Linked DNA regions of Mus musculus: regions 1 and 2 are each linked to region 3. A link is a loop called in an ENCODE intact Hi-C map of the cell type or tissue named here. Cell type or tissue: left cerebral cortex. All regions are shown on one strand.

Region 1 (8,000 bases), 53 kb before region 3:
CCAGCCTCTCTGGGTAGCATACGCCCCACAGCTAAGAGTTCAGCAGCTCTCACTGGTCAGATTACTATCTCTTACAGGTCTCCGGTCAGACTACTATCCCTTACGGGTCTCAGGCAGCTCCCACCACTCAGGAACCAGAGCTCAGAACTGACAGCTAAGCCACAGGTATGACCTCCAAACAGAACACAACTTCTTAGCTCTGAACTCACCCCTACCAACCAGCCTTCCTGCTCTCCTTGCCTGCCAGGCTAGGAGACCCTCCTCAGGGATGAAGACTCGGTTCTCGGTTCTCGGCTGCCTACCCAGTGAGAGCATCTCTGACTCCCACTGTGTGTCCTCCTTCCTCCACAGCTGCTGCTCTCATCAGGCTGTAGCTGTCTCTAGACTGGGCCCTCTAAGGACATGGACGATGCTTACTGCTTCTCTCCCTCCCCTCTTTCCTTCCCCTAACGTCTCACACATGCCTACTCAGTGTGTGGCCACTGAATATAGTTGGGAAATAGGGAGGCATAGCATAGGCTGGTACACGGTAGGGGCTGGCATCCTAAACGGGGAGCTAGGAAGTAATTTGCATTACATCAGATTCTGATGGCCATGTATATAGGACATGCACATTTTCCTAGCCTTGTTTGCCTCAGGATCTCCAGACCTCTTCAACAGGGCTATCTAAGTTTAAGGGAACCTTTGATAGGATACAGCTTTTTGTTTTCTAGTGTACAGGCCCTGCAGCTTGGGATTGTTCTCTCTTGAACTCTCTAGAGGAGGAAAGGAGCTCAGAAGGGGACTACGAGTTGCCCAGAGTTGCCCCAGACAGTACAAGCAAAGCACGGCTCCATGGAGGAGCTCCCTCCTCTCTGCAAATACCGAGACCCAAGTACATCTGCTGCTCAGAACCAAGTTTGGCTTGCACTGCGGCTGACAACCCTGGCTGTCTTCCATGACTTCTGCAGGACTCAGGCTCTGAGGCCTCAATTGCACCTTCTGAGAAATGCATCTTCTAGAGCAGATCCCTAGGCAGTGCCAGCTCGGCGCCCCCCTCCTTAGCCCTTCCTGAATTTACCATGCCAGACTGTCCTGTCCCCAAGTTTACCTCCAGCATGCAACACACCCTAACAGAGAAAACAGTTCCAGAAAGCAGCAGCGTCCTGGCTCAAGGGCTAGCCTACCTGAGCACGGTAGCAGAAGGGACACCAGCCGGGCAGAGTTCACCCAAGGTGGCTCAACAGGTGGATGAGGAGCTGGAATCACAGGTGGGGAGGGGGAGGCTGCATCCACAAGGCTTACCCGTAGGAGAGTGAGCCCCACCCACAATTTGCCTACAAATCCAGGGCCTCTGGTGAGAGGTTGCTATGGTCCCTGAGAAGGGGGCAGGGGAAGACTTGCTTATAGTAGGGTGCAGGTGTTCTGGGAAAGCAGGAGTCCTAGCTGCATCCAAGGGCTGGACCAAGAGTGAGTTTTGTAGCATCAACCACTGGCGTCAAATCTAGGCTCACACTCACAGACTGTTTGATTTTGTGACTTAGTCACTGAGTTTTGATTCCTTTATCTGTAAAGAGCCTTATTGTGAGACCAAGTCGGGTAAAGTCAGTGTTTCCTCCCTTCCTGTGAGCTGGACCGGCCCTGCAACTTAGAGAGCCCAGAGCCTGGTTCCCAGATTCTTCTAAGACTTGGGGGCTCTGTCTCTCCACGTGGGCGTGGGCTTCTGAAGTCAGCTAAGTGGCTAAGTGGCCCTTTAAATGTATTTACTATTTATTTTTTTAAAAAATCATTAAATAAATTTTGTAGATTTGACCTAAGAATGAAATGAATTCCCAGTTGTATATATAAGAAGTATTATCAAAAGCATCTTTGGTTATTTTAACTCCAAGAAGGCAAAGTCAAGGGCAGAATTGAGTCTCTGAATGAGTTGCCAAGAACCTGGTAATCCTATTGACTCTTTTAAAAATATAGTGCACTGGACTGAGGCTGCCAGACAGAAATGGCTCAGCTATTATCTAACTCTGTGCTCCTGGGAATTTGCAAATCAATCTTTTTGCATGCTTCCCCACCCCCCACCCCCGACCCCCGTAAAGCAAAAGATAGCAATCTTCAGCAATTCATCAAGGTCTGTTCTGTGTCTCTGTGACCAGAGAGATTCCGTGTAAAAGGACGCGTAATTGCAAGGCTGGGATCTGCACAGGTGATTTATAGAGGCGCTCAGAGAGGAGGGAGCCCATGAAGGGCTGGAGCAGGGGCAGGGCAGTGAGAGCGGCGGCAGGGGGTCGGGGGCAGTGAGAGCCATGTTAGCCAGCCTGGATCTCAGTCCTGCTGTAGAGAGAATGGCGTCTCCTCCAGTGGCTGCTAGTGGCTGCAGCTAGGATACTGTGAACCAAGGAGGTGAGAGGGAGGAGATGGGAGAGAAGTGGTCTCTAGCAAAGCACTGGGAATTCAACTATTGCCAGAGGTGGTCCACCTGCATCCAGCTCTCACAAGAGAGCAGGGACCTGTGACAGGAGCCCTTGCTATCAGCACTCTTTCCAGCTGCCACCTGCAAGCTCCAGCACCAAACAGATTCCTGGCTGCCCCAATCTGCATTTCCTGAATTTGGATACCACATCAGTTTAGAGGGTGAGACAGTCTAGTATTACAGCAACAACTTTGAGGCTTTTAGACATTCTAAGACTCAGCCAAGGTCACACAGCTGGAACAGCAGAGTTTGGATTAGAGAACAGGGCTGCTGCCAGCTCAAATTCAGAGTGGGTGGTGGAAGGAGATGCCTCTTTGCTATGCCAGGGATGAGAGGTCTCTGCTCTGAGCAGGGAAGGGGACGGGATTACTCTGAGCTGGGCGGTGGTGGAGCACACCTTTAATTCCAGCAGAGGCAAAGGCAGGTGGATCTCAGAGTTCGAGGCCAACCTAGTCTACAGAGTTAGTTTCAGGGCTACACAGAGAAACCTTGTCTCAAAAAGCAAAACAAAATAAAACAAAAAAACCCAAACCAAACAAAAGATTACTTTGTATCTGAGAGCTTGTGATTTTCTGAATTGAAGACTGCTTAGAAGAGGTAGTAGCTACATCAAGTACAAAGGGATGCAGACCAAACCGAGGCTGGCGGTCATAGAGGCAGCTGACTCTGCTGTGTGGTTGACATGGCGAGTACACCACAACCACTCCTTTCTTAGGAGCAGGGGAAGTTGTGAGGCAGAATAAAGGAGCCTTGTGGAGGCACCACGGTGAACATGGGCACACAGTGCTTATGGTCACTCACCCATCCACGCATTCAGGAGTCACTCAACACTTCAGAAGACATTCTCTGTGGTAGACATTGGGCCAGGAAGAAGATGACAGAAGGAGCTGACCCTTCCCCTGGAGGAGCTTGATCCAGTTTTGGGGGGCGGGGAGGGCACACACATGTGAGCTGATGACACAGGACATGTGATGAGTTCCACGATGAAGACACACACACGGGGAGCATCTTACCCAGCCTGGAAGGTGCAGGCAAGGCTTCCTGGAGCAGTCCCCTGAGCCGAGTCTTGAAGGATGAGTTAGCCGGGTGAGAAGCAGGAGAAGGGCATTCTGGGTAGGAGGGACAGCGTGGGGAAGGCATGGAGGTGAGAAGCAGCGTGGTGACTGAGAATAAGCTTCTGCAGGCCGTGGGAGCCGGAGCCGATGGTTTCAAGCAGGGGATGACATGGTCAGCCTTGCAAGGCCCCTTTGAGAGCCCTCCAGCAGCTTCCGCCCATAGCAGTGGCAATAATTTACTTTTCTATGCACTTGAAATTTCGTTGGCCCCAGGTAAGGTTCCTGAGACTCTATGTTGAGACAGCTGAGTATGGTCCCTAGTGAGCAAGTGGCCAAGAGCCACTCACTCGAGGACAGAGACAGACATTTCAGCTCAACTCAAGTGTTCGGAATAAAAAGCACCAAGGAGTGGCCTCCACTCTCCAGTGTTCAGAGCATCCTCTGGATTCCATCACACAGCTGGTAACAGAAGACCTGGTCCAATTCTGATTTCCTCCCAGTTCACACTGGATTCTAGTATCTAAGGGAGTGCTGGGCTTGCTCGCTGGAGGGCTTGTGACGGCCAGGCCACAGTGTACTTTTGCCTGCTTTGGGTGTAATTTTCCCTAGGGGTCCCACTTGTCTGGAACCTGATTCATTCCAGCCAGTCCTAAGCTTCCTGTCTTTCAAGCTGGGCCAAGCTGGCCAGAGCCTTCCCCTTGGAGCTACCCCTTCCTTATCTGATACCTGGGCAAATGCTTGCCTCGCTGTGCTCATAGAGAGACTGCTCTGTAAGCAACTAAAGTATAAATTGTTTGGACATTATTCAGTCCATGGACTCCAAAGAATCCAATAGCTGGAATTCTCTCAAGGCGGCGGTTGTCTTTGGACTGTTTGACTCATTCAACCTCTTGTATGACTAGTTTCTCAGTTAGCTTCATTTTATCACATACCACCCCAGTACTACACAGTACTGAAACAATCTGCCTAGTGTCTGTGTCCCTTGCACTCTGGAGTCCCATCCCCACGCTTACAGTCCTTCTTTCTAGAGAAGGGTACAAAGACTCCATCCAAGAGGCCAGTGAAGACCCAGCTTCCAGCTGCCGACCCCACAGTGTCTGAGGGCCCTTTCCATCTCAGCCAAACTCCTTGAGGAAATGCCTGAGGTGTTTAGACTTGCTCTCCTGATGCTGCATGGCTGATGTAGGATGGCCTAAATGTTAGGGGGGTACTGTGAGCCCTGTAGATGCTGGAGCAAGAATCTGGGGTACCTGCCAGACTGTGAAGTGTGGCCCCGGGAAAGGGCATCTCTGTCACCATGGTTCTAGCCACTGCCCAGGCTGTGCTGGGATAGGGTTTAGGGAGCAGCAGCCTGCTTTAAGTGCTTGATGGCCTACATGGTGCACCCTGAAACTTTGGATACCTGAGATGTGAGCATTTCAGCATTTGAGCAGTCCATGGCCCTGGAAACCACCACGAGGTACCACAGGGGTCCACAGCTTTTGTGAGATGGGAATGACCCTGGGTGGAACCGCACCAAAAATATATACACCTGAAGCAAGAATTGAAACTCACATCTAACTAGTTTACAACAGTAAACTAGCAGGTAGTTCTAAAGCTACCTGCCTGGTTTAGTTGTCGGTTGTCTTAGGAATGTGATATGAGTCAGGGTTGTAGGTTCTTGTGCTGGGGCTCTGGGCCGTGTCGGGAGCCATGGGTGTGTGGGCTTGGGTTGGGTCACCTGGGTGGTGCAGATGAAGCAGGCCAGGCTGACCTGCTCTCTGGCCTCCTCCCTTGGACCTCCTCCTCTTGCCCTGGCCTGGTTCTGTCAGCATCTCCTCTTCCCTCACTCTCTGGGCTTACTCTTGGCGCTCTGATGTTCTGTAGTTTCCTTCTTTTCTCTCTTTCGCCTCTATCTGCACCTCTGATCTCTCCTGTCCTATCTCCCAATCCTAATTAGTCTCTGAAATGAAAACTAACACTTATCTATATCTTTATGTGTTGAGCATTTGTTCTGTATCCTGCCTCTTATAAAAATAACAGCTGGGTGCAAATGTCTTCCATTCATCTGGAAAACAAATATGTAGTAATTTTCAAAATATTAATACTCTAGACTGATTTTTAACACTACATTCCCAAATGCTGGGGTAGGGCCAGCAATGGAAGTGCCGTCCTAGGGCTCTCAGGGAGAATGGGAAAGGACCCGCGACTGTGGCCTGGAAAAGCAAGAAGCAGGATGGCAGGCATGCAGGGCACGGGTGCAACCTGGGTACGTGGGATGGAGCCCCAGTTAGAAGCCGCCCACAATGGGACACAAGGCATTTCCGCCATGGAACTCTGCTCTCTCCTGCCCTTGTCACCCCCACCCCCACAACCTGAGCTTGTCGGGTTCATGGCCCCATCCACACCTTTGCTTGGGCACGCCCCTCTGTCTGGCATGCCTTGGGTAGGTTCCGTTCTGTTTACCCGATCATCACCTACCCATCTGCTGAGTCCTTTCTCATCCATGGAACCAGCTAGAACAGATTCCTCCTCCACGCCCACTGTGATCAGAGAGGTATGGTCTCAGTCTCCTGGCTTCCCTAGTGCCTAGCACAGAGCCTGGCATACAACAGTATCCAATAGACACAGGTTGGAGAAACGACGGGATCAAAGTCTTTGTCTCCTGCTTTACTAGAAGGACAACAGAGTGAGCGCCCGAGGTTCTTGCCCTGAAGCACTCCACCAACCCCACCCCTTCCCATCCCCGAATCTTGCCTTGGCACCTGCCCTACACGCCCAGCACACGTATATCCTGCCACCCTTCTAAGTGCCCTCCAACAGGAAGCTTTTTCTTATTTCCCACCCCCACGGGAAAAACTGTTCTCCACTGAGCTTCCGAGTCCCCTGACTCACTGAATCCTTGTCTGAGCCACTCTCCTGGCCATTTTTTCATTCCCATGTCAGGCACATGCACAACACAGAGCCAACCCCGGGTGGAACCTGTAGCATGACCATGGATTAAATGAGTAAGCTGCACTCCCGCATGAAAGGAGGCCAGGGCCGCTGCCGCTGCCGCAGCCGCTGCCACTGCCGCTGGCCACAGAAGGGGAGAGTTAGGCAGCAGCTTCTCACTGCAGTGAGGCGGCGGGTGGCTCAGGCAGTCACTGTCCCAGGGACACGGCATGAAAATTTTACACTACCTTGTTGGCCAGGGCGTCTCTGGGTCCATCTTCGCCTTTCCCAACATTTAGCTCTGACTGCTTGCAATTAGTACCTGAGAGGCAATCTAAAAGAGGCAAGCTGCATTATGGAGGCCCCCGGGGAAGCTGCAGGGCACAGTTCATCTTGTCCAGAGAGGCTCAGATGCCAAAAGCTGTTGTCTTTATACTACTCAGGCTGGGCCTCACCAAGGAAATACGATCAAGAAAGTGGTGTTTGTCTTTAGCATTTATTTATAACTGGGAGTGGTGGTGGGGGGGGGAACCCATTGATTTGCTTTCTGAGCAGGCACAGACCACGTGACGTCACAATCAATTGGCTATACATGAATTTTTTTTTTTGTTTTTGTCATTCTTTTACTAACATCAGGAATGAAATAGCACCAAGAGAGGGGAGCACTACATGATCCATAGACAATCTGTGGTATGCAACAACACCCGGGCCACAAAATCCTAAGTAGACACTTCCTCTCTGCCTGGGTGTGACAAAGCTTCTTCTGCTGTCTGGGAGCTGGGGCAGAGAACGGGAAGCCGGGCATAGCTTCCAGGAGTTTTGCAGGCAGGACAAATTAAAGAAAAAGTCCCCGTTCCAGCTCTCTCGCTCCAGGGTGAACAGAGAACAGAGGGAAATGTACGAAGTGAGGAACGGGCTTGGTCACCTGCAGAGAGGTGACACCAAACATTGCTTGAGGAACCACGGTCAGTTTTGTCCAGTACACTTGAGAGACAGAATAAGACCTGGAGAGCTTTGTTTGTAAACAGTAGAAATTAAAGGGCATTTCTTGTGAGTGGAGTGAAACATTCAAGAGCAAACGGTGTTCGTTAGGTGGGTGTGTGAAAAGGGGGGGGGGAACCCTGACAGCCTGAGAAGAACATTATCCAGGTCACCTAAAGCCTCAGGCAGGACAGGGTAAGGAATTCAGCCCCTAAGGCTCTGGGGGCCCTTGTGGTAAGCTATGGCAAACTACAGTGCACACAACACCAATTCCACTGAGTCACGGCACATGTGGGGTCGTCATGCAGCTCTGTCTGGATGTGCTGATATAGAGACCTGTCTGCTCACCAAGCCTGGCACAAGGTGTGCAGAACACGAACACCGAATGAAGGATCCCTGTGCACTGTAAACTCTGACTTACTTGATCTATGAAACATATGTTTATTCTACAGGGAAATCAAAGTGTGGCTAACAGCAGATCTGACTGACGCCGGGGATTGAGAGGAACACGCACCGGCCGCTACAGTTGGAGCACTTGATAGAGTCTCTGGTAAACAGTAAGGCTGGCTAACAGGTAGCCAGGAACAGTGCTGAGCTCTAGGCAT
Region 2 (8,000 bases), 94 kb before region 3:
CCTCTGTGGCAGAAAGACTCCCATCAAAGCTCTGTCTTCCTTCTGGGGGGCCCCAGCCAGAGGTGTTTGCCTCTGAGCTTGTTTCCAGACTGCACAGGGTTGACAGTCCCTGCTCAGGTGACAGTAGCAAGGGCTGGGACAGCATGGCGTACAGCCAGGGCTGAGTACAAATTCCCCTGTCCTGTTGCTACTGCTCTTGCTGTAAAGGAACGTCTCACCAGGCAGCCTTTGTGGACACCAGAACCCAACGGTAGGCCAGGACCCACCCACGACACTGCAAGAAAGGCACAAGCTGATGGAGTTGGGACACAAAGACAATTTTCAAGACACATCAGTTGCTGGGATGGGGGTTGGGGGGAGTGGGGATGCTTTAAAGGGGATGTAGGAAGAAGGTAGCTCCAACTAGTGGGGAGTTAATCTGGAGGAGGCAGGGGTGGGCCAACCCTGTAGACAAGAATGCAGCCATGAGGGTCAGGGGCATAAGAACAATTCTTGCAGCTTCTCCAAGCACAGGATTCTGTCCTCTACCAGCTTCAGGAATCTTCCTGTCCCCGAGGTCTCAGCAAGGGCTCTAAACGTTGGAGACCAGAGTACCCCACACCTTCTGCTGAGCACCACAGGGTGCCCCCAGACCTGACCCACCAGCCCCTGCCTGATACCTATCCTGCTTTTGAAAAGGGGTTGTTTTGTTTGGTTTGGTTTTAAGAGGAAATTATCTTTCTGCTCTGGCTTCTCTCCCATCTTTGTGCCAAATGAGGAAGAGTTCCGAGAGCTACTAGAGTGTTGTGTGTTACTCCACTGAGGGACTCACAGGACCAGGCTGGTCCCACACGTGCTGAGGCTGATGACTGGGTGCGGCTACGCTGGGGAGAGTCCGTCCATACCAGGGCTCTCACTGCTTGTGTGGATGAGATCGAGGGGCCTGCTCCCAGTGAATAGGTGAGGACCTATGGCTGGGAGGTGGGGGGCACAAGGAGAGAGGAAACTGCTAAGACTCCATCAAGTCACCAGCTGACAGGTGAAATGATTCTGGGATGGAAAACCTATCAATTAGTCAGCTTTGAACATGTGCCATGTCCCAGACAGAGAGCCACCCCAAGCCAGGCTCCCGCTGTGTCTGTCTTTCTTTCTTTCTTTCTTTCTTTCTTTCTTTCTTTCTTTCTTTCTTTCTTTCTTTCTTTCTTTCTTCCTTCCTTCCTTCCTTCCTTCCTTCCTTCCTTTCTCTCTCTTTCTTTTCCTTTCTTTCTTTTCTTTCTTCCTCTATCTATCTATCTATCTATCTATCCATCCATTCCATCTATTTATTTTTGGATTTTTTCCTGACAGAGTTTCTCTGCATAGTCCTGGCTATTCTAGAACTCTCTGTAGACTAGTCTGGTCTCAGATTCAGAGATCTGCCTCCTGAGTGCTGAGTTAAAGGAGAGTTAACCCCCCCCCCCAGGCAAGGAGGGTGTTTTCTACTCTCTACTCTACCTACCTCAGGCCACAGGTAGCAGCAAAGATGGTTACAGGGGGAGAAGGGTCGGTGGTCTCATTGTCAGACACTCTGCCTACTCAGTCATCCCCTCGGCCCTTTGAATGAAAGCTCTGAGAAAGAGTGAAGTAACTGCTTCCCTCTGCAAATGACAGAGTGGATGCCCGCTGTTTGACTAGGACACTAGAGTCAAGGCACAAACCTGAGACAGGCTGGCAGAATGGAAGGGACATTCCATGGAAGCTCAATGCTTATTTCTTTCATCTTTCAGTCCCCACTCTCCAGGACCGTGCTGGGCACACAGTGGATGCTCAGGAAGTCATCCTGCAGCCCTGCTGCTGGGTTACCTGCCCGGGCAGTGGCTCTCCCCTAGTTGGACATTAACTGGATCCCACACTCAGCTCTCCTCCAAGCCGTTGGCAGATCCTGCCCAGAGCATGCATGCCCAGAGGCAGTCAGAGGCCCCAGTTGTTTGCAGCGTAAGGGCAGCGAGAGAAAGCACTACTTGCTTGGTGCTCTGTAAAGATGTCGTTGGCCATCATAAAAATCAATAATGAGGAGATTAGTGAACCAAGCTTAGAGCTGGTGGTGATGTGGATGGTAACTGTCATATGTGAAAGGTGGACAGAGAAGGTCAGGATGGAGGAGTGAGGGAGCAGGGAGAGGCACTGGAGAAAGGGCAAAGGGAGAACTTTGTGAGCTTAGCAGAGAGAACAGGCACAGGCTCTGGGAGGTCTGCACTCACCAAGCCCTGCCTTTGAGCTCTCAATCCCTGTGCTCTGGGTAAAGGACCATCTAGGACCAGCTACAGTCTGCAGGACCCAGCTCATGAAGAAAATGCAGGGCTTCTTGTCAAAAAAAACCAACCAACCAACCAAACAAACAAACAAAAAAACAGAAACAGCCAAACTGTTTGGAGACAAGGTCTTGCTACGTAGTTAAGTAAGACTCACCTGGAACTACATGCATGGCCTAGGCTGGCCTGGAATTCTCAGTGCTGAGCGCTCAAAAGCCTAATGAGATTATAAGGGTTTGCCATTGTACTTGGCTTATTATTAAGGTCAGGCATGGTAGCGTATGCCTTTAATCCCAGTGCTTAGGAGGCAAAGGCAAACAGATATTTGTGAGTTTGAGGCTGACCTGACTGAAGCTAACCTGGTTTACATAGCCAGTTCCAGGACAATCAGAGCTACGCAGTGAGACCCTGTGTAAAACAGCAACAAGAAAAAAAAAAACCCACAAATAAAAAAACTACTAAGAATTCAAACTGTGGGCTGAGGGTGGCTTAGCAGGCAAAACAAAAACAAAAACAAACAACAACAAAAACAACTCCTTGTGCAAGCTTGACAGTCTTAGTTCCAGCCTCAAAATCCGTGAAGGAAGGAGAAAACAGACTCCTGAAAAGTCTCCTCTAACCTCCGCACACAATCCCTGGCATGCTCACACAAGTGCACATGCACCCCCCAGCTACCCACCCCCCACGAATAATACATTAAATAGGTAATAAAAAATTAAAATATAAAGGATTCAAGATGGTGACGGCAGAGAAATGTGCCTGTATTATACATAAGGCTGCAAGCTTTAGCAAGAAAACACCCCTAACTAAAGAGGAGTTTTCAGAGAAACATTTTTTTAAGTTGGGGTGTCTAAAGCAACATTTGTAACAAAATGTTTCATCTTATTTGAAAGTCAGCCTTACTTAAGCATCCTGTATTTCTCTAGCCTTGCTTCCAGGCCCCTCCTGCCTCCTCCATCTTCTGGGCTTCTCAGGAAGGTTCCTGTCCAGGCGCCAGGAAAATCGTTTGCAAACTTTAGCCTACATCCACACACCTGGAGGGCTCCTTAACACAAATGGACCATACCTCCTAAAATTTCTAATTCATAGGTGCTAAGGTGGGATCCAGTAAGTGTCCTTCTTAAACAGATTTGATCTTAACTGATGTTACTAGTCTGAAAGCTTCAGGACGTGCAGTGGCTTAAAAGGAACACCAGAGGGCAGAAGTGTCCACTGGTCAGGTCTCGTCCCTCCCGGTGTCTTGGGGCTGGTCTTACACATCTTCTTAGCGTTTACTGTGTATGGCCACGCCTAGGGTCCTGAAGAGAACAATGGCATGCATCAGACTCAGTTTCTGTCACTTGGGTCTCACTCAGGTTATGGAAAAGAAGACAAGTGTGCTAACCAGAAGTTACAGCTGGTACTGAGGTGAGAGAAGCCCAGGGAAATGGGTGGGCACAGGCGGCCTGGGGCAGAGCTGGCATCTGTGAGAGGAGCAAGGATGAAGGGAACACCAGAGTGCCTGAGGTGGAAGAGAAAACCACGAGGATGCTGCTAAAGCTGGCAGGCATAGAGGAAGCTTTAGTGCCGACCTGGGAGTGCCTACCTGGTAATTCCAAAAAGCCTCTCACTAGATGGCATATTGGAATGATCCCCTGGCAACAGTGTGGAGGGGGCTGGAGGCTAGTTTGTACATATTAGGGGCAAAGGTCAAGAAGGAAGTGACCAGGTAAAGCACAGATGGCAGTGCCATCAACCTCTGCACCCATGTATCCATCCCCGTGTCCGTGTATCCATGCATGCATGATCCATCACAGACGTAACATGGAACACTTTCTCTGAGCCCAGCTCTGGATTGGTGCCAGATGCTGGGTGGTACCAGTGCTGATGAAAGCTGACTTATCTACAGAGCTTACCTCCCAACAGGGAAGACCACAGTTCAATAGCCCGTAGCACAGAGAGCTAGCTTGTTACTGCTGTGGTCCCTGAGGGATGCACAGCAAGCCAAAAGGCAGGGCCTGGACTGAATTGGGGGCAAGTTGGGAAGGGAAGTGGGAGGTATCTCCCAAGAGAGTTCCTGATCTGGTTATCCCAACTCAGCAAGTACAGATGCCCCATTCAGCAGACCCTGGTGCCTCTCCTGCCCCAGCCCAGAGCCAACAATACAGCTATTGAAGGTTCCTACCACTGCTCCAAACCACTTTCGTGGCCCGACCTCCCTCAGCCACAGGATCCTGGCCTTCACTGAGGAAGAAAGACCAAGATTATACCTGGGTACCAGGGGTTACACATGCTCCTTATAAGACTGGGCTGAGGAGTGGTCACACACGCCTATGAGCATCCAGGGCTCTTACTTTAATCTCCACACCAGGGTGATAGCCAGGAGCAGGGGGTTGGAAGAGGTCACTTTGAATGTCCTCAGTGCCCTGACCCTCTGGATTCTTGGAGCACACCATGACTGTACATGGAGGTACGGTCAGCCTCGTGAATGGATTGGTGAAATCAGGCTGAGCAGGGCTTTGATTTCTAGAAATCCAGCCTTCTTGCTGCCCCTGGACCATGCCCCAGTTGTTTTGGCCTTGGCTCCTCTGTTCTTGCACTTTCCTGTGAGGGGATCCTGGCCTCCTCCAAGAATAATGGCTTCCTGGGAAATGCCTGTGCCCTAATCCTTGGAACCAAGAAATCTATCTTGCTTTGTAGTGAGGAGTCTCATGTGTAACTAAGTTACAATTTTGAGAAGCGAGACCAACAGTCAGCATCTTTTTACAAGAGGAAGTCAGATCCAGATAAGGAGATGACCGGAGGGGTGCAGGTGGCCTAGGGAAGGGACTCAGTGCTGCTGGGATGTTTTTTTTGTTTGTTTGTGTTTCAAGATAGAATATCTCTGACTGCCCTAGAACTACTCTGTAGACCAGGCTAGCCTCCAACTCAGAGATCCGCCTGCCTCTGCCTCCCGAATACTGGGATTAAGGCGCCATCACCGCCTGGCTATGAAGCTGGTTTGGAAGGCTGAGGCAGAGGCTGAGAGAGTCACAGAGCCATAGGGACCTTGGGGCTGAGAAGGACAATGTGGTGGCTGATTTTCCTTATCAGTTTGACTGGATTTGGAATCACCTAGGAGATACATCTCCTATTGTGGGCAGGATAATCTCATGGGCGGGAAGCATGGACTTAGAAAAAGAGTGAAGGAGAAAGTGACCTGAGCACCCCCCTCTCCCTCCCCTCCCTCCTTCCTCTCTTCTTCCCTCCCCACCTTTCTCCTTCCTGACTGCAACCATGATGGAGCCAGCTGTCCCCACACCTGCTGTGACCTCACTGCCGCGGTGGACTGTATCCCTCAAATCACAGCCAAAGGAAACCCTCCCTCCCTTCCTTCCTTCCTTCCTTCCTTCCTTCCTTCCTTCCTTCCTTAAGTTGTCTTTCCTGGGCTATTTTGTCACAGCATTAAGAAAAAATAACAGCCGGGCGTGGTGGCGCACGCCTTTAATCCCAGCACTCGGGAGGCAGAGGCAGGCGGATTTCTGAGTTCGAGGCCAGCCTGGTCTACAGAGTGAGTTCCAGGACAGCCAGGGCTATACAGAGAAACCCTGTCTCGAAAAAACCAAAAAAAAAAAAAAAAATAAAAATAAAAAATAAACGCAGATTCACCCCCACACAGTGCTGTGCCATATTTAGTATTCTGATCTCTAGAACCATGGAGAATAAATTTGTGTTGTTTGAAGGCACTTGAGTTTGAGACAAATGGCCACAGGAAAGGCAGATGGCATCTCATTATTCAATGACCAGGTAACTCAAGGTCTGTCTGTCTCCTCCTCTTTGCTCCTTCCTAGTGTTAGGTTCGTTTCTCAGTTCATGGCCAACATGGCAGCCCTGGAAGCAAAGGTCAGATCCGCTCAGCCTTTCCTCCAGGCGCTAGAACAGTGTGGTCCACAGGGCTTCCTCAGAGCGTGTTTGCTTCACCTAAGAGAAGACAGAAACAAACAAAGAACGGCAGGGATGTGCCTGTACTCAATGCTCAGGGATGGGGGGCTTTTTGGCTGACTGGAAGGATTCCCCCTGTCCCATACTCCAGGAGGGCAGAAGAGAGTCTCAGAGCTGCTAGGAAGGAAGGAGAGAGCAAGGGAAGGAGGAGAGGCATGTCTTGTGGCTGACGTGCAGCTGTCCAGCTTATTCACCATCTCAAACCAGTGGTTTGGTTTGTTTTCATTACTTTGTCTTTCAAAGCAACTGGGAGACTGACTTCTACTAACTGTGGGTTTGGGTTGGGCTTCATGGTGCATGCCAGGGCTCCAAAGGCAGAGGCAGGTGGGTCTCTGTGAGTGCAGGCTAGCCTGTTCTACAAAGTGAGTTACCAGACAGTCGGGAATATATAGAGAAACCCTGTCTCAAAATAAAACAAAACAAAAAACAACCACAACCAAAACCCAAAACCTTAAAAACCCGTTGCTTGTTGCCAATCCTGACAGCCCAAGTTCCATTCCTGGGACCTGCATGGTGGAAGGAGAGAGTTGCCTCTTGCAAGTTATAGGCTGACCTCCACATGTGTGTCCTGGCATGCACACATGAGCGAGTGCACACACACACACACACACACACACACAAGTGTGTTTGGGTGTATGTTTGTATGTGTGTGTTTGTGAATGTGTGTGTGAGTGTGTATTTGTATGTGTGTGTGTTTGTGAATTTGTGTGTGTTTATTTGTGTGTGTGTGAGTGTTTGTGAATGTGTATGTGAGTGTATGTGTGTGTGTGTGTGAGATGTGTGTGAGTGTGAGTATATGCATGTGTGAGAATGTGTGTGTGAGTGTGTGTGTGTGTGTGTGAGTGTATGTGTGCGTGTGTGAGATGTGTGTGAGTGTGAGTATATGCATGTGTGAGAATGTGTGTGAGTGTGAGTGTGTGTGTGTATGTGTGAGTGTGTGTGTATGTGTGTGTGTGTATAAGAACCATTATTCTTCTTACTTCATGGTGACCCTGAGGCTTGGGACAGTGATTTGAGAGGTGGGATTGGGAGGGACCCTCAAGGACTTTCTGGAAAGTGTGGGCCCTGAGGCACTCAAAGACTCTGACTGCTCCTCAAAAACGTTCCGGATCTACCCAGAGTACTAATGTAGCCTTTGAAACCCTCAACTGCTGGACAAGATTCCTCAACCCCAGCTGCCTCGAAGCCAGCTCTCCCTTTCTCATCTCCCAACGCCTCAAAGGCTCTGCCTAGGGCCTGGAGAGAATTAACAAAGTAATCAATTTATAGACAAAGCCACCAGGAAGCCACCAGGAGCCTGCTGGTGCCCTCTGGTGTAGCTCACAGACCCAAGCCCGAGGCCTGATTTCAAAGCCACGGTGTGTCATTCCCTGGCTGCTAGAGAAAATGTTTCCTTTGAAGCCACACAGCAGGGTAGACACAAGGTCTGGGGGTACAGGAAGATGGGTGTCATGTGATACCTCTTTAAAACTGGCAAGGTGACACCTTATATCCCAGCGCCTGAGAGGTTGGGGGTGGGGTCAAGAGTTCAAGGGTCATCCCTCCGCTATATAGGGAGTTTGAGGCCAGCTTGGAATACATAAACCCTGTCTCCACAAATCGAAACAAGCAAAACAGAAAAAAAGAAAGAAAGGAAAAACACAAAAGGAGGAAGAGAGGGGAGGATCAGGAGGAGGGGGGGGGAGGAATCCGTTCCTGTCTCTTGTTCTTGTTTCAAGGCTCAGACTGGTCCACTGTGCTCTTTGAAGCATCTCCTTCCCTTTTCTCTCT
Region 3 (8,000 bases):
AATCACCAAGAATTTAGAATGTTCAGATGTCCCGGCTAGATACCCAAGATGCACTGCATCAGAACTTCTGGGTGGGGCATCTATACATCAGCATTTTCTTTAAAAAAAAAAGTGTGTATAACCATTTGTGTGCATGTGCACATCTGAACACATGTGCACACGCATGTGGAGGTCAGAGATTAATAGCAGATATCTTCCTTGGTCATGCTCCACCTTACGTTTTGGCAGAAGATCTCTCCCTGAACCTAGAACTCACTCACTTGACTAGGCTACCTGGCCACTGAGCTCCATGGATGTCACTGTTTGCTCCAGGGCTGGAGTAACAGATGCATGCTGCCCCACCTGACAGTTTTATGTGAGTTCTGGGCGTCCGGGCTCAGGTTCTCTTGCTTTCACAGCTATCACGCTACTAACTGAACCATCTCTCCAAGCCCTGCATTAGCATTCTTAGAGATTGTACTATGCAGAGAGATTGAGCCACTTGCCCTAGGTGAAGACTTGTGTGCAGAGAGGCCTGTGGGTCTATCTGCCTTTCCCCAGATGAGCATTTCCTTCTGGAATAATGTGGCAGAATTCAGGCTTTATTCTAAAGAAGACATGACCCCCTTCCTTACGTAGGATTTAAGCTCACTCATTGGTTCCCCCCCACCCCCAGCACCTTGGTTGGCATCAGCAGGGCTTGGGGGTCATTTTATGCTGTAAGTTCAACCACATTAAATTGAAGGAAATTTATCAATATGGAAGTGAATAAATTTTTCACTAAGCCCTAAAAGTCCCATATGACCAACAATTCCTAGAAAGAATTAAGCTGTGAAATATACCAACAAAACAAAGCCCTTCATCTGAGCCCTCAGGAGCTGGGGAGATGTGGGCGAGCACATCCAACACATAGAGTTTGTCTCACACATTGTGACTACAAAGGAAGGAATCGTTTGGAAAGGCCGGGCAGAAGAAGGTGCTGAGAGGTCAGCATCTGAGGTTGTCTTGAGATGTTGCTAGAACTTGGGCAGAGGAAAATTAGGGAAGTATGCAGTTGGTGCATAGGGTGTAAGCCAAGTCAGACCTGCCTTCTCTAACCTTCACACAAGGCTGGAAACCAAAGGCTCTTTTCCTTCTGACTTCCCGCTACTGTTTTCATCTTTCAAGTATTTGCCTCTGGTTTACTAGTTTCACCTCCCAGAGCCTCCCCTGATTACATCTAGGAAGAGGTTGTCATTAGCATCGCTGCAGGAGCACCTGGTGCCACATTCATCCTGTTAGCAGACAGCCAAGGCAATGGGGTTAACTGGGAGGGGAATTTTAATGCCTTCCTTACGATTCATCTATCTCCTAATTGAGGATGCAAGGTCAAATGTCACAAGTGACTCCCCAATAAAATCTACCTTTAAGACGTGGTTCTTGATTTTATAGTATTATCTATGTCAAAAGAATACATTAAAATTTTATCAACCTCATGATTATGGATAATGGCAAAGATACCCCCAGATACCATTTATACCTGCTGATAAGAACAATTTTTCAAAGCCAGAGCAGCCCAGGGTAGCTGATGTTATTCACTGACTGCGCATTTGCACATATACGATTCTGCATACAGAATAGAATGTGCATTAAATCACAGACCAGTGCATGGCGATGATGGAGGACATGTCCTTTTCTCTCACACTGCTGCCATGTGATGGATGTCACTTGTAAGGCCCAGGAGAGGGAACAGCCGCCATGGCGAGAAGAGAAGGTCGTATAAATCAAATTGCCATTGATGTGGAGCCTAATTTGGCTTCTATGGTGACACCAGGCCCCTTTACAATGGACATGGGGTATATTTAAACTAAAGAGCTCTCCAGAATCATAGCAAGGAAAAGAAAGTCAGACAATAGGGGAGGGGAAAAAAACAATGTTCCAAATAGGTCTATACATCCCAGACATTTTTTTATCTATACTATGTTATGTTAATTTATAGAACATATTACTTCTTTACAGATACTTCCACCCAAAGTCCATTTCCCTGGAATTGATTAGTGTTTCTTATGGAACAACAGCAACAAAGTAAGTTTTGCAACAAATTTGTCATAAATTCAAATTGTTCATTAAAGAAATGTCTGTTTTTTAGAAAGACACATGTTCTTAATATTTCAAAATACAACAAAAGGGCATGGATGGTCACAAAGTCAAATATATGTACTTTACAGAAAATGTGATTTAAAAAGAATCGAGGTGTTCAAAGATTGTTCATAATAAGTTGATAGAATTCTGACAGCAGATAAAAGCGATCTTCAAGAGACTCGTGTCCCCTACACGAGTCTAAGCAGCCAGTATTTGTGTAATTGGAAAGTGGACAAGGGCATGCATGCCTACCACAGGTAAGGCTTTGTTGCAGGGTAGAGTGCTATTTGGAACAAAGGCACAGACCAACATTTGAAGTGAGTCGTCGCATCTGAGGGGCGGGCTCATTCTCGAGCTGTCTGACCCAGCTTCCACAAATAGAACAACTCCAGCCAGCTCAGAAACATAAACTGAGCAGGATCACCCAAGGCGGTGTGGGAGCCTTGGCTCTCTGAATCCAACTGGCTTGATCTCTATGAAGGTGAGAAGGGGCAGATCCTGCTGGGTGGATCCACTCGCCAGATTCCACCCGTAAGGTTCCACCCACCAGGGCGTGGCAGAGTGGAAGATGAAAGGGGAAGCAGGAATCCAATGCCAGGGTACCCACAGACCAACCTTTCAGATAAATGAACTAGGATTTGTGAACACAAGTACCAGGGCAGAATCAGAAACTCACATTCATCTTGGCTTGTGGGTGTTTGTTTCTGTCTCTCTTTTGATCCTCCAGTGCTAGTATAAACATTATTATGAGAACCCCACTTCCCTGTGGCTGTCCAAGGAAAAGGAGCTTCGTCCTTGTTTGACCCAGACCTTGGAAAGGAAGTAATATACTAATGCTGGAAGGTCAGTCTGGTTGTGATATCAGTTAACCCAGAGAGAGGTACCTAGTGGGAACCAGAATGCAGGAAGCCATGGAATTCTGAGGCAGGGCTCTGACTTTTGCCTTAACAATAGAGTCTCTATTTATGCCAGTCTTCTGGCTGCATGAGAGGAGTGCCTGCAGAGCCTACTGAAGCGCCCACACACAGGGTTAGCAGAAGACACTAACTCTGTAGCCCTTCCTTCCACACTTAGGAAAAGGGCACCTAACTGACTGTGGAGCTGAATGAAGACCTCAGAAGTCACAGCTGCACAAGGCCAGCTCCATCATTATCACACACATCTGCTTCCTCAGTACCCAAGCCCGGTGCTGCTACATGTTCAAGTCAACTAGGATCTATCAGCTAGCTGATGTTGGTAGAAACATAAAGGAAGGCCCAAAAGCTAAACATTCAGAGATGTGCACTGGATGGATGTGAGGTGAGAAAGCAGGCCAAGGCTGCATGCAGCACAGGGAGAATTGTATAAACAGGGTGTGCGTGGAGGAAGATGGGGGATGTTTCTAAGTTTGAAAGCGTTCATTTTCAAGGAACGTGAATGTGCCAGAGGATAAGGGACACATTAATGTCTGACCTTTGAGAAGCTCCACCCAGCAGCTGACTCAGACAGATACAGACACCCATGGCCAAACAGTGGATGGAGCTTGGGGAGTCTTGTGGAAGTATAGGGAGAAGGATTGTAGGCCCCTAAGGAGATAGGAACTCCACAGGAAGATCAACAGAGTCAACTAACCTGGACCCTTAGGGGTTCTCAGAGACTGAACCACAAACCAAAGAGCATACATGGGCTGGACCTAGACCTCTCTGCACATATACAGCAGATGTGCAGCTTGGTCTTCATGTGGGTCCCAAACAACTGGAATGGGGGCTACCCCAAAAAGCTGTTGGCTGTTCGTGGAATATGTTCTTCTAGCTGGGTTGACTTGTTTGGCCTGAGTGGGAGAGGATTAGACTAGCCCTGCAGAAACTTGATGTACCAGGGTAGGGAGATACTCAGGGGGAGACCCCACCCACTTAGAGAAGAAGTGGGGCATGGGGAGAAGGACTGTAGGGGGCAGTGAGCAGGATGTAAAGGGAATAAGTAAATTAATTAATTAACTAATTAATTAAAAGAAAAAATAGAAACATCTGAACACAAAGGAAGAAAGGAGCTGCCTCAACAGGGAAGAGGGCTAGGGACATCCAGGAAGCAGAATCAAGAATAAGGGGGCATCACATAGGAGAGTATAAATGGAAACAAGACCTCTCACTACATCTCAGGCATGGCCAGTCATCCCGAGTCATCTCTTTCCATCTTTCCATCAGCTAGAGCCATGTTTGGCATTTAGTCTATCCTCAAAACTGTACAGAATATCTCAGCTTAAATCAGTCCTGTGTGGATAGTTCTAAGTTGACTATTATTGATCCCAGTTACAGATAAGAATGTGAAGGCCCAGGAAGGTTAAAAAGCTCGCCCAATGTGTCAAAGCTACTGAAGAGGCAGGAGGGGAATGACTTCAAAGTACTAGAGCCAGTTATTAAGGAGCATGTAGAGAAATCTGGAAAAGGGTGTGGCGCTTGAGTGTCAGCCAGGAACTGGGGGAGGAATCGAATAGGAAGAGACCAGGACAATGTAAGAGACTGGGGAGGAGAAAGGGTCTCACGGGGAAGTAAGTGAGAAGTGAATGAGTGGAGGCGACTAGGGGACGGGAGCCAGGCTGGGACAGCAGGCGAACTGATGAGACAGGGGGAAACTGACAGGGTCTCTGTGGGGCAGATAGGGAGCTGAGCTAGGCAGCCAAGAGGAAAATGTGGCTTAGGGGTGGCACAAAAAACAAGCTGGGAAAACCAGTGTGGAAACTGTTAAGGGCTTTCCGACAGGGTGGGGCAGTAAAGTCTGGGTTGAAAGGGTTCTGGAATGTGGCTGAAGAGGGTGTGGTCTGGCCCTGGAGAAGAAGCTGAATGCGAAGCTTTCGGTGTGGGGGTAGAATGGGTGGTCCTCGCGAGGGGATGAGGGTGACCAGCATCACCTGCTGCCCCAGTCTCACCTGTAAGAGCTGCTTACTGTACTCGCCACCTCCTCCCGGATTTGCCTGTTGAGGGCATCTGCCACCGCGCGCCCCTTGCCTCCTTCAGGCCCTGTGCCTTGGGCATGGGCAGCGGGTGTCTGTTCGTGCCCCTCCGAGCGACGCACCATCCAGGCCGGCCCCGCCTTCCTCCTCGTGTCGCGCTCGTCTGCACCAGATGCCTTTCCAGCTGCGGGGCCGCCCTCCTGGGTCTGAGACTGGGCGGGTGGCAGCGGCGTCTCCTCGTGCCCTTCCGTGCGAGTCACCATCCACGCGGGTCCAGCCTTCCTGCGTGTGTCACGCTGATCTGCACCGGACGCCTTTCCAGCTGCAGGACCACCCTCCTGGGTCTGGGATTGGGCTGGGGGCAGAGGCTTCTCTTCGTGCCCTTCGCTGCGAGTCACCATCCATGCTGGCCCTGCCTTCCTGCGTGTGTCACGCTGATCTGCACCGGACGCCTTTCCAGCTGCAGGACCACCCTCCTGGGTCTGGGATTGGGCTGGGGGCAGAGGCTTCTCTTCGTGCCCTTCGTTGCGAGTCACCATCCATGCTGGCCCTGCCTTCCTACGTGTGTCGCGCTGGTCTACACCGGACGCCTTTCCTGCCGCCAGCACCCCGGCTCCTCCAGCACCCTCCGGGTCCCGGGCATCAGCAGAAAGTTGCATGGGCCCGCGCTCTTGGCTCTGAGGCCGACGCTTGGGCACCCCGAGAACAGGTTGGGAAGGCTGCGAAGTCGCAGGGATTTGCACCGGCTTGGGGATCCAGGGATGGTCCCCGCGCCGGGGCAGCGGCCAGGCGCGGAAGTCCTTCTGGTACTGGGTCTCGCGCTCGAAGGGCGCGTCGGACGGCTGGTACTCGCTGCGCGGCCGGCAGCTTGGCTCGGGCCGCTGCACTTTCCAGGCGCGGTAGTCCTGTCGCATCACCGAGTCCGCGGGGCCTGAGCCGGAAGTGGAGGCTGAGGCCGCGCCCAAGCCCAGCCCGCTCCGGCCGGGGGCGGCTACAGTCTCGCGGTCGACGCTGGGCCCGGGCGCAGGCCCTGTTGCCCGGGCAACTGCATCCGACTCTCCCTGGGCTGGCTGCGTCTCTATGGCGACAGCACGCGAGGGGGGCGCTAACGCGGGCTGCAGCGGAGCTGGCGGCTGCGGAGGGGCGCCTGGGTGTTCGGTGGCCTCCGAGTACTTGGTGAAAACCAGCGGCACCGCAATGTCCGCCTTGTCCAGCTGGTTCCAGAAGCGGGCGATGCAGCAGGCCCTTGTGATGCACGGCCACGCCATGTTAGCCACAAAGCCTTTTTGTGGTCCTAAATCAAATCTCCAATCTCCCTTTAACCCCAACCCAGACCCGCCAATGTGGTTCCCACCGCTTCCTTCCCTTAGAAGCCCTTTGCCTCGTCCTCCACCCTCAAAGAGCACCCGGGGACAAGGTACCGCTGAGATAAAGTCCGTAAAGTCCCTCGATTGCCGGCTGCAAACGCCTGCTGCAGAGGAGCTGCTGTGGGCAGTGAAGAATAGGAGCGAGGCTCAGCGTCCCAGAGTCCAGGCCTAGGGCGTCTGGGCGCGCCCTCTCTGCGACTGCGGTGTCTAGCAGACCCCGGCAGAGCAAGGAGATGCTTGGCAAAGAGGCTGTGGGCTTAAGCCATGGCGCAGGGAAGGATCCGCAAGCAGGCTTTTATCTCCTTTCCGTCTGGTTCAGCCGGCCGCCTAGCGAGGCTTGGCAGCGGTCACCTCCAACCCAGACAGAGCAGAGAGCAAAACGGCCTCTATCTATACCCCCGGTGATGCCGCAGCCGCTGCCGCTGTCGTCTTCTGCTGCAGAGAGGCGGCCCCACCCTTTTTTGCGGCTCAGCAAGGGAGGTGGGGTGATCAAGAAAAGATGCTGAGAGTATGCGCGCTGCAGAAAAAAAAAAAAAAATCACCTGCTGTCGTCAGGGCGCGCAGCTGAGAGGTTGCCCTCTCCCTGTCCCCTCCTCCCTTCTCTCTGGCAGCTCCTCCCTTCTCTGTTCCCAGGCAACAGCAGAACTGGGTCCTTGATAGGTTCAAGTCCCAAGCTCCTGAGGACTTGCTGTCCTTGAGTTGCCAGCTTCATGTCCTAGAACCGAGTCTCCTCTCTTTCGTAAAATCGCCCCAACCAATGAATACTAATTTTTTAAGTGTAAGACCGCCCCGCCTCCATGAAATGTCTGTTTCAGACTAGATGCTTTGGCTTCTTTTAAAAATCTTTTTTACTTTTTTTTTTTTTTTTTTGGTTTTTGGCTTTTGTTTTTTCGAGACAGGGTTTCTCTCTGTAGTCTTGGCTGTCCTGGAACTCAGTCTGTAGACCAGGCTGGCCTTGAACTCAGAAAAGCCGCCTGCCTTTGCCTCCCAAGTGCTGGGATTAAAGGCGTGCGCCACCTTTTAATTATGTGCTTTTGTCTGTGTGTGGGTATATGCACATGGGCTCTGGTGCCTGCTGAGGCCAGAGGGTCAGAAGTAGATTTCCCTGGTGCTGTGCAGGCGACTATGAGCTCCCACCCCACCCCCATGTGAATGCTGGGACCCGGACTTGGGTCCTCTGGAACACCAATACAAGTTTTTAACCACTCAGCCCCTGAATAGATACTTTAAAAGGGAGAGCTGCAGTTAATTGGTCAGCTATCAGGCTGTACTTATGCTCCGTGTTGCTGGTTCTTGACCTAAGCCTATGTGTACAGGGCTTCCCCAGTTGTATGAGATTGGGAGAGGCCGGCCTGGGAGAGGCCGGCCTAGCCATACTCTGGCTGTTCCTTCTTTAAGCAACTGGGAAGCAGTGAGTCTACTCTCCCAGGATAAAATTGGTTCTTCTCCAGCCCAGATGCTGCACTGGGGGAAAGGGAGAAAAAGGAAGATTCTGGAAAGAGACCCAAGGGAGGAGGTAAGCGGCTGGATGAGAGACAGTTCCCTAGGAAAAGGGAGACCTCTTTGAGGGGATTCTCGGTTGTGTTTCTGCCTTCTTTTCTACT

What was found. Hi-C counts contacts between places; a loop is a spot of excess contacts. Peaks named below come from ENCODE experiments on the same cell type or tissue, not always from the same donor. Only the 100,000 strongest peaks of a DNase experiment are listed, where the experiment ranks them.
Region 1: it touches region 3 in a loop (3-fold over the local background); 4 of 42 quality-filtered maps call a loop at or near these places.
Region 2: it touches region 3 in a loop (4-fold over the local background); 7 of 42 quality-filtered maps call a loop at or near these places.

Annotation. Positions count from the first base shown.
Region 1 is chr7:99,319,247-99,327,246 of GRCm38, reverse strand. Map6 (microtubule-associated protein 6) reads right to left here. Exons shown (of 3, transcript NM_001048167.1): 3 at 6,895-8,000. Among named protein-coding and RNA genes, the nearest start is that of Gm40449, 18 kb to the right of the region's middle. In left cerebral cortex, no CTCF peak of the experiment used is centred here; DNase peaks (open chromatin) are centred at 875, 2,600, 3,533, 4,418 and 1 more place; H3K27ac peaks cover 244 bases.
Region 2 is chr7:99,360,775-99,368,774 of GRCm38, reverse strand. No RefSeq gene overlaps it. Among named protein-coding and RNA genes, the nearest start is that of Serpinh1, 12 kb to the right of the region's middle. In left cerebral cortex, a CTCF peak has its summit at 3,454 (motif pointing right); a DNase peak (open chromatin) is centred at 3,469; H3K27ac peaks cover 711 bases.
Region 3 is chr7:99,266,319-99,274,318 of GRCm38, reverse strand. Map6 (microtubule-associated protein 6) reads right to left here and starts at 6,872. Exons shown (of 3, transcript NM_001048167.1): 1 at 5,006-6,872. The coding sequence starts at 6,297. It overlaps Gm26705 (predicted gene, 26705), which reads left to right and starts at 7,101. Exons shown (of 4, transcript NR_103487.1): 1 at 7,101-7,174; 2 at 7,848-7,912. In left cerebral cortex, no CTCF peak of the experiment used is centred here; DNase peaks (open chromatin) are centred at 2,569, 3,215, 6,081 and 6,925; H3K4me3 peaks cover 5,885 bases; H3K27ac peaks cover 3,469 bases.